Linked DNA regions of Homo sapiens: all the other regions are linked to region 1. A link is an interaction called in ENCODE POLR2A ChIA-PET data of the cell type or tissue named here. Cell type or tissue: OCI-LY7. All regions are shown on one strand.

Evidence for each region. Peaks named below come from ENCODE experiments on the same cell type or tissue, not always from the same donor. Only the 100,000 strongest peaks of a DNase experiment are listed, where the experiment ranks them.
Region 2: POLR2A ChIA-PET joins it to region 1 with 6 read pairs; 2 of 35 experiments call an interaction of 5 or more read pairs at or near these places.
Region 3: POLR2A ChIA-PET joins it to region 1 with 5 read pairs; 3 of 35 experiments call an interaction of 5 or more read pairs at or near these places.

What each region holds. Positions count from the first base shown.
Region 1 is chr7:23,367,482-23,369,981 of GRCh38, forward strand. All of the region lies in intron 3 of IGF2BP3 (insulin like growth factor 2 mRNA binding protein 3), which reads right to left. Among named protein-coding and RNA genes, the nearest start is that of SNORD65C, 28 kb to the right of the region's middle. In OCI-LY7, a CTCF peak has its summit at 2,114; DNase peaks (open chromatin) are centred at 730, 1,070 and 1,870; H3K4me3 peaks cover 2,324 bases; H3K27ac peaks cover 2,500 bases.
Region 2 is chr7:24,965,051-24,967,550 of GRCh38, forward strand. All of the region lies in intron 1 of OSBPL3 (oxysterol binding protein like 3), which reads right to left. Among named protein-coding and RNA genes, the nearest start is that of OSBPL3, 14 kb to the right of the region's middle. RefSeq lists an enhancer at 1,127-1,286. In OCI-LY7, no CTCF peak of the experiment used is centred here; a DNase peak (open chromatin) is centred at 1,061; H3K4me3 peaks cover 1,897 bases; H3K27ac peaks cover 2,500 bases.
Region 3 is chr7:23,217,903-23,220,402 of GRCh38, forward strand. All of the region lies in intron 1 of LOC101927890 (a long non-coding RNA gene), which reads left to right. Among named protein-coding and RNA genes, the nearest start is that of GPNMB, 28 kb to the right of the region's middle. In OCI-LY7, no CTCF peak of the experiment used is centred here; no DNase peak of the experiment used is centred here.

The sequences.
Region 1 (2,500 bases):
CACTCTATATTTCCAACACTTTCACAAGTTCCCATACCTAAATAAAATCTTAAACCAGAAAGGAAACATTTCTCTATGCTTAGGTAAGTTTAAATTCCAACGACAGGGGAGGGAGGAAGGGGTATAAATGCAAAGTAAAGCCTCATAGAAAATGTCTTTCTAGAATTCCCCCGTTATGTATTTAGGACGTGAAACCCTCAAATGTTCAGCCTTTTTAAAAAAAAAAAGTTCATCCACGGCTGGGCGCGGTGGCTCACGCCTGTAATCCCAGCACTTTGGGTGGCCGAGGTGGGTGGATCACTTGAGGTCAGGAGTTTGAGACCAGCCGGGCCAACATGGTGAAACCCCATCTCTACTAAATATACAAAAATTAGCTGGACATGGTGGCACGCACCTGTAGTCCCAGCTACTCGGGAGGCTGAGGCAGAAGAATCCTTGAACCCGGGAGGCAGAGGTTGCAGTGAGCTGAGATTGCACCACTGCACTCCAGCCTGGGCAACAGATAGAGACTCCATCTATTTAAAAACAAAAAAAAACAAAAAAACAAAGTTCATTCAAATGTATAAACAGTACAGAAAGAATCACATGAAAAATGCAAAGATTATCACTTCCTGAATGTAATGGTACAAAATTAAGATCACTCATAATAGTCTGAAGTAGAAACAACCCGAATGAATGCTTACTGACTGATGAATGGAAACAAAATGTGGTATATTTGTACAATGGAATATTATTCAACCATAAAAGGGAGGTACTTATACATGCTGCAACAGACAGACCTTGAAAGTATTATGGTTACCTTGTTAGTATAGCGAAGACAGAAAGAGAGAAAGAGAGAGAGAAAGAAAAGAAAGAAAGAAAAAAAGAAAGAAAGAAAGAAAGAAAGAAAGAAAGAAAGAAAGAAAAGAAGGCATTATGCTAAATGAAAACAGTCACAAAAAACTACTTATTATATGATTTTTGTTTGTATGAAATGTCCAGAATAGGGAACTCTACGATAGACAGAAAGTAGATTAGTGGTTTCTATGGGCTGAGGAAAGTGAAAGTGGAGGGTGACAGTTAAATGTTTCTTTTTGAGGTGATGAAGGTGTCCTAAAAATGTGGTGATGGTTGCACGTATCTATTAACATACTAGGCCGGGCGCGGTGGCTCACACCTGTAATCCCAGCACTTTGGAAGGCCAAAGCGGGCGGATCACCTGAGGTCAGGAGTTTGAGACCAGCCTGACCAACATGGAGAAACCTCGCACCTACTAAAAATACAAAATTAGCCGGGCGTGGTCGCGCTTGCCTGTAATCCCAGCTACTCGGGACGCTGAGGCAGGAGAATCACTTGAACCCAGGAGGCAGAGGTTGTGGTGAGCTGAGATGGCGCCATTGCACTCCAGCCTGGGCCACGAGAGCAAAACTTTGTCTCAAAAAAAAAAGAAAAAAAAACTTAAAAAAAAATAATTGTACACTTTAAATGGTGAATTGCATAGTATGTGAATTATATCTCAATAAAGCTGTTAAAAAAATACTAAAAGCAACTTTACCAGGTAATGGCCTAGTTTTGCCTTTTAAACTCTGAAGTATTATTGATCACTTCTTGGCCTTTTGGCCAAGCATCATCCACAGAACCGGCCTAGTCTGGTTCAGCTTTGTGTGACAAAATGGTGATTTGTTCTTCAGTTGCCATGGATCCCCAGGTTGCAAGTTCTGTAACCTGAGCCTGTCCAGATGAACCACGCATGCAACCACAAGCAGAACCTAAGTGCCTGGACCGAGACAGGACCAAATTAAGAAGTGGACACCACATGACATGATCCATGATCCAATCAGATTGAGCCCTGGTGTCACCTCCTGGTATGATCCAGTCAGATCACACCTCCTGGCATCACATCATTGTAAGATTCAATCAGATCATACCTCATTACCCTCTGTCTATAAAATATGTCCCAGCCCCCAGCTGGGGGAGACAGATTTGAACCTGACTGTCTCCTTGCTTGACAGTCTTACCACGAACTTTTCTCTTTACAAAAGAACCTATGCTTTGGTGTTTGCTTTCCATTGCACATGGACAAACAGAACCAGTTTGGTTCAGTAACAGTATCATTGAAATACAGAATAAACTGCAAGAAATTTGATTCACTTTGACATTATGTATACACTCACTAAACTATCACCATCATGACAAGTTTCTTCATGCTTCTCTTCAATCTAGTAGCCTAGTTTATTGACACATATAGAGATCACTGCAATAAAGACAGTTTAAAAAACTGTCTTTGACCTGCAACGTGATCAGATTTTCTCAGCCACATACCAGATATATCCCCACCTCCCTCACAAAACTGGCTGTATTTTAGTTGATACCACTATGGGCGTGAGGTAGATAATTTATGTTCTGCAGATAAGCCTTCTGCTGACTGCTTATTCTGCATACCCACTGCTCAAGTCCCATCACTCCTGGGCTATCTGAACCAAGTCTGATTAGCATGCTTGCCTGTAGCCTAACACTCCAT
Region 2 (2,500 bases), 1.6 Mb after region 1:
GAGTTCAGAAGTAGTTAGGGAAGTTATGGAAACCATTCATTCATTTATTCAACAATAAGTATGTGCTCTGTATTATGTCTTCAAAAAATATTTACTGTTAATGCATGAGCGAAAGGATTCTACATCTCCCTAATTTTGTTTTGTCTCAAAATCATTTGAATAAAATGTAGTATTTTCCAAGGAAAAAAGACAATGTAGAAGGAGCAATAAATCTACAGTAAGAAAATCTAGATATAAGTATGAGCTCAACTATTTTTGCCCCTAGGGTAAGTCAGTCATCTGTCTTCAATCTTATTTTCCTTAGTCGTCCAACAAGGTTAATAAATCCCCTGCCTACCTCACAGGGTTATTTTGTTGTGAGAAGAAACATATATTAAAGTGATTTACAAATGTGGAAGTGTTATATAAAATAAGGGGGTTATGACAATCTAATGATAACCAGAATTCTCTGGTTCTTCTCGGAATCAGAATGGACTCCAGGCTGGTTAAGACTTGGTCTTCTGCCTGCTGAACCAATGCTTGGATTTGCTAAGGGGTCCATGAACCAGAGTCAGTATCTCCTAATAACTTATTAGAATTGTAGAATCTCAGGTCCCATTAAATCAGAAACCCACTAAATCAGAAACTGTGGGGGTGGGGCCCAGCAATCTGTTTTATTAAATAATTAATTTGTTTGTTTTTGTGGAGACTGAGTCTCAGTATTCTAACCAGGCTGGTTTTGAACTCCTAACCTCAAGCAATCCTCCCACCTCAGCCTCCCAAAGTGTTGGGATTACAGGCATTAGCCACTGCGACGGACTCAACTCAAGTGTTTTACCAGTCCCTCCAGGACACTCTGACACTGCTGAGGTTTAGAACCACTTCCCTCAAGGGTGTGTCCCATTCATGTGGCCCCACCCCTCCAGCTGGCTCCCTGTCCAGCCAGAATGTTGTCTTGCCCTTGTTTCCTCCAAACCCCCTTCACATCCATTGACACCTGGCTAAGTCTCACACAAGTCATCTGAGAGAGAGGAGAAACAGTACTGTTAAAAGGATGTGGGAGGTCCATGACTTGCTAAACCTCAGCCTGAGTTAACTAGCTACAGCAAGACCCACAGATCTCGCTTCCTACAACATGGGTATTTTCCCCAGACTGGGAAGTTCTTAGCCGCGAAGAGAAATCCAGCACCTGCGGAGACCACACACTGCACATTTTACAAAAGAAACCAAACTCCCACATCCTGTCCTTCTGACCCCTAGCATCTGTCAGACAAAGGTGTCTTATCTGTGGGTCAGAAAAGGCAGTCATCTAATATAAAGATCTATCTACACCTAGCTACACACACCCAGGAAAATAAGACCTCTGGATGCCACAAACAAGTGGGGCTTCCAGGCCCTTAATCAAGGAACAAATGATGCAGAACTCAAAGTAACAAACAAGCTGGAATGTTATTTTGCCCCACGCGATCAAAGACTAGAAAAACAGGAATTACAAGTCAGAAGTATGATGCATTGGCAGGTGTGCATGAAGAAGGCCAGGCAGTCCTTTTTCTGAGCCATGTTTAGGCCAAAGTCTTTCCTTTTTGACACCCTATTATTGGTATCATTCCTTAATGACACACACACAAAACAAAATTAAAGAAGACACTGGCCCAGAGAAAGACTGAGCTGAAAACCTAATTAGGGTGGAGTTTTACACTATGTTTGTGTATATGTATGTTTATAAGGTAAAAGAACTGCTAGTACAAACACAACGCCTCTCTAAAGAGGCTGGGCTTGTTGTGCCTCATGAGGCTGATCATTATTTCCCAGGCAAAATTCATATATAAATCACATACATACAAATTTATGTCAACAAATAATCATTTTTTTATTTACCGCCACTTTGCTTATTCCCCATTCACAGTCTTCTGGAAAATATATGAAAAACATCCCCTAAGTGACTAATACATAAGATAAGCAATACACTGCCACACAGGCAAATTCAGCTTAAGAGACTGAATTTGCATGAGCCATCACAATGCCTGTTTGCAGACACTCTAAATCTGTATTCACAGGTCATCTACATTATCTCAAATTTTTATGGTAATTTTTCCTGTTTCCTATCATCCCTCCTTCCCACAGTGTACACACAGAAATCTTCCAATCATACAACATTTAATTTTTGTATTTGACTACCAGTTGAACTGATTAACACATATTCCCTTGCTCAAAACATTCTGTGGCTCTCCAATGGCCAGAGGATGAAGTAGCCATGCACCACCCTTGGGTTCCCATGAATTCTTACCCTACAGCTGCAAGGGATAACACTGTTTTCACCTTTGCTCATCACTCCCCTCTACCTGAAATGTCCTTCTCTCCCATTTCTCTACCTTTTGAAATTGTACCAGGACACTTCAAGGTCCTGCTCTATTAACACCCTTCCCATGAGATCTCTCCTGGTTTATTCTTTGACATTACCCTCCCCAACTCAACGGTTATCATGGAAAAAGTACCCACCCCAGAGAATGATTGTGAGAAT
Region 3 (2,500 bases), 150 kb before region 1:
TGGTGAGGACACAGCCTGAAGAGAAGGTCAAGCCAACCTGCATTCTGCTGAGCCCCAGACTGCAAACAGGTTCCTAAAGACTATGTCTCTCAAATCCCAAACTCGGGTGTGGGAGAAATACTACTTTATTTCTCATAACAAGTTAATTTTTGGCTCCACACCTCACATTACAAGGCTGACAGAAAAGTAAATGAGTAAACAAACCCCCACCACCAATCACATCCTAAAGCCCAGTACCCCCTGCAGTTTTTGCATAGGAAGCTTTATTATTTGAGTTATTCAGGGTGCTTCCCCATAACAATCTCCTGCAAGAAATATTGGGGAGAACAGGGACAGTGGCATGTAGCCCCACTTGGTCTAACAGAGTGTTTTAATGAGAGCTGGAGGAGGAAGGTCAGTCTCTGGGTGACAGGCAGCCACTGGTGGGAGGATCCTGCCCCATTAGATGCTTCTCTGCCACCTCAGACCCGGGTGGGCCCAGCTCCACCTCCCAGGCTAGATGTAGCCAGGCCCCAAAGCTCAGGACGTTTACAGGAGGTCTAGAGCAGGAACCACCAAAGAATCAGAACTGTTCGTTCATTCAATGCATGTTTATTGAATGCCAGCTAGGTCAGGCACTGCTCTTGGGGCTAGGGAGACAGTCAAGAATAAAACAGACCCAAATCCCTGCTCTTGTGGAGCTCATATACTATTTATGGAAGACAGTCTGTTTTTAAATGAGTCAACCATCTTGTATCTAGGAAAATAATAAGTGCTATGTTAAAAAATAAACATGAAAGGAAATAGGTTATACTAGGTGTGGCTATTGCTATTACCAATAAGGGTGTCAATGACGATCTCACTGAAAAGGGGCATTTGGGCAGAATACGAAGAAGTCAGGAAGCGAGCCAGGCAAATTCCTGGGGGAATGGTGGCTAGTGCACAGGCCCTGAGGTCAGAGAGCCTGGTGGGCTTGAAGCATAGCAGGAGACTGTGGGGACCTTGAGCAGAGTGGGGTTGGTGCTAGGGGGTGAAGTCAGGGAGGGAGCAGTGGCTGCAGCAGCACTTGTGGAAGGATTAAGTGGCGTATTAGAGATAGAGAGGAATGAAAATTGGAGTTTAATTTTGGACACTTGATATTTGAGATGTTATTATATATCCACATAAGTTAAGGTTAGGTTACCCATATGGAAAAAATGGACATCGATCAGAAGTTAACTCTAATTGAATCATAGACCTGCATGGAACTAAATACAGAAGCTAAAATTACTATTAAAATTCTTGGAAGAAGACAGATGAAAGTCTTTGTGACTTGGTGGAAGGCAAGGATTTCCTATATAGAACAAATAAAAGCATGGAATTTTCCTACTAACTTGATAAATTGGACTTTATTAACATTTAAAACTCTTGCTCATTGAAAGATACCATTACGAAAACAGAGACGGGCCAGATGCGGCGGCTAACGCCTGTAATCTTTACACTTTGGGAGGCTGAGGTGGGTGGATCGCCTGAGGTCGGGAGTTCAAGACCAGCCTGGCCAACATAGTGAAACTAAAAATACAAAATTAGTTGGGCATGGTGGCGCACGCCTGTAATCCCAGCTACTCGGGAGACTGAGGTGGGAGAATTGCTTGAACCCAGGAGACAGAGGTTGCAGTGAGCCGAGATCTTACCACTGCACTCCAGCCTGGGTGACAGAGCGAGACTCCATCTCAAAACAAAAAACAAAAACAAAAAAAAAACAAGAAAACAGACAAACCAGAAAATGGGAGAAAATATTCACAGCATAGAAAACTGTTACATTTTCATAATAAGACAAGTAACCCATTGTTTTTAAATGGGCCATCTATTTGAACAGACACTCACACAAGGATGTATAAAAATGGCCAATAAACACATGAAAAAATGCCAATATTATTTGTCATCAGGTATCTGTACTTAAAACCACAATGTGATACCATTACCCATTGATAAAAATCGCTAAAATTTTAAAATTTAGCAGTACCAAGTGTTGATGAGGACGTGGAATAACTAGACATCTAACCATTGCTTGTGGAAATGGTACAGCTGCTTTGTAAAAGTTTGGTGTTTTTGTAAAAAGTTAACCATGCACCTACCTCCAGTAAGACCCAGCCATTCCACTAGGTATTTTTCCAAGAGAAATGAAAATATATGTTCACACAAAGACTTGTACACAAATGTTTATAGCAGATTTATTTGTAATAGCCAAAATCAGGGCGAGGGTGTGGACCCATCAACAGGTGAATAGATTAATAATTAGATATACCCACACAATGCAATACTATTCAGCAATATGAAAGAGCAAACTTCTAATACAAACAACAACATGAATCAATCTCAAAATGATGCTGAGTGGAAGAAGCCAGGCACACAAGCATACATATGGCACGACTTCATTTGTGTAAATGAAAACCAATCTACAGTGACAAAAAGATCATTTTGAGACCCTGTGCAAAGTGACACAAAGAATCTTTTGGAGGTAATAGAGATGTTTTCTATT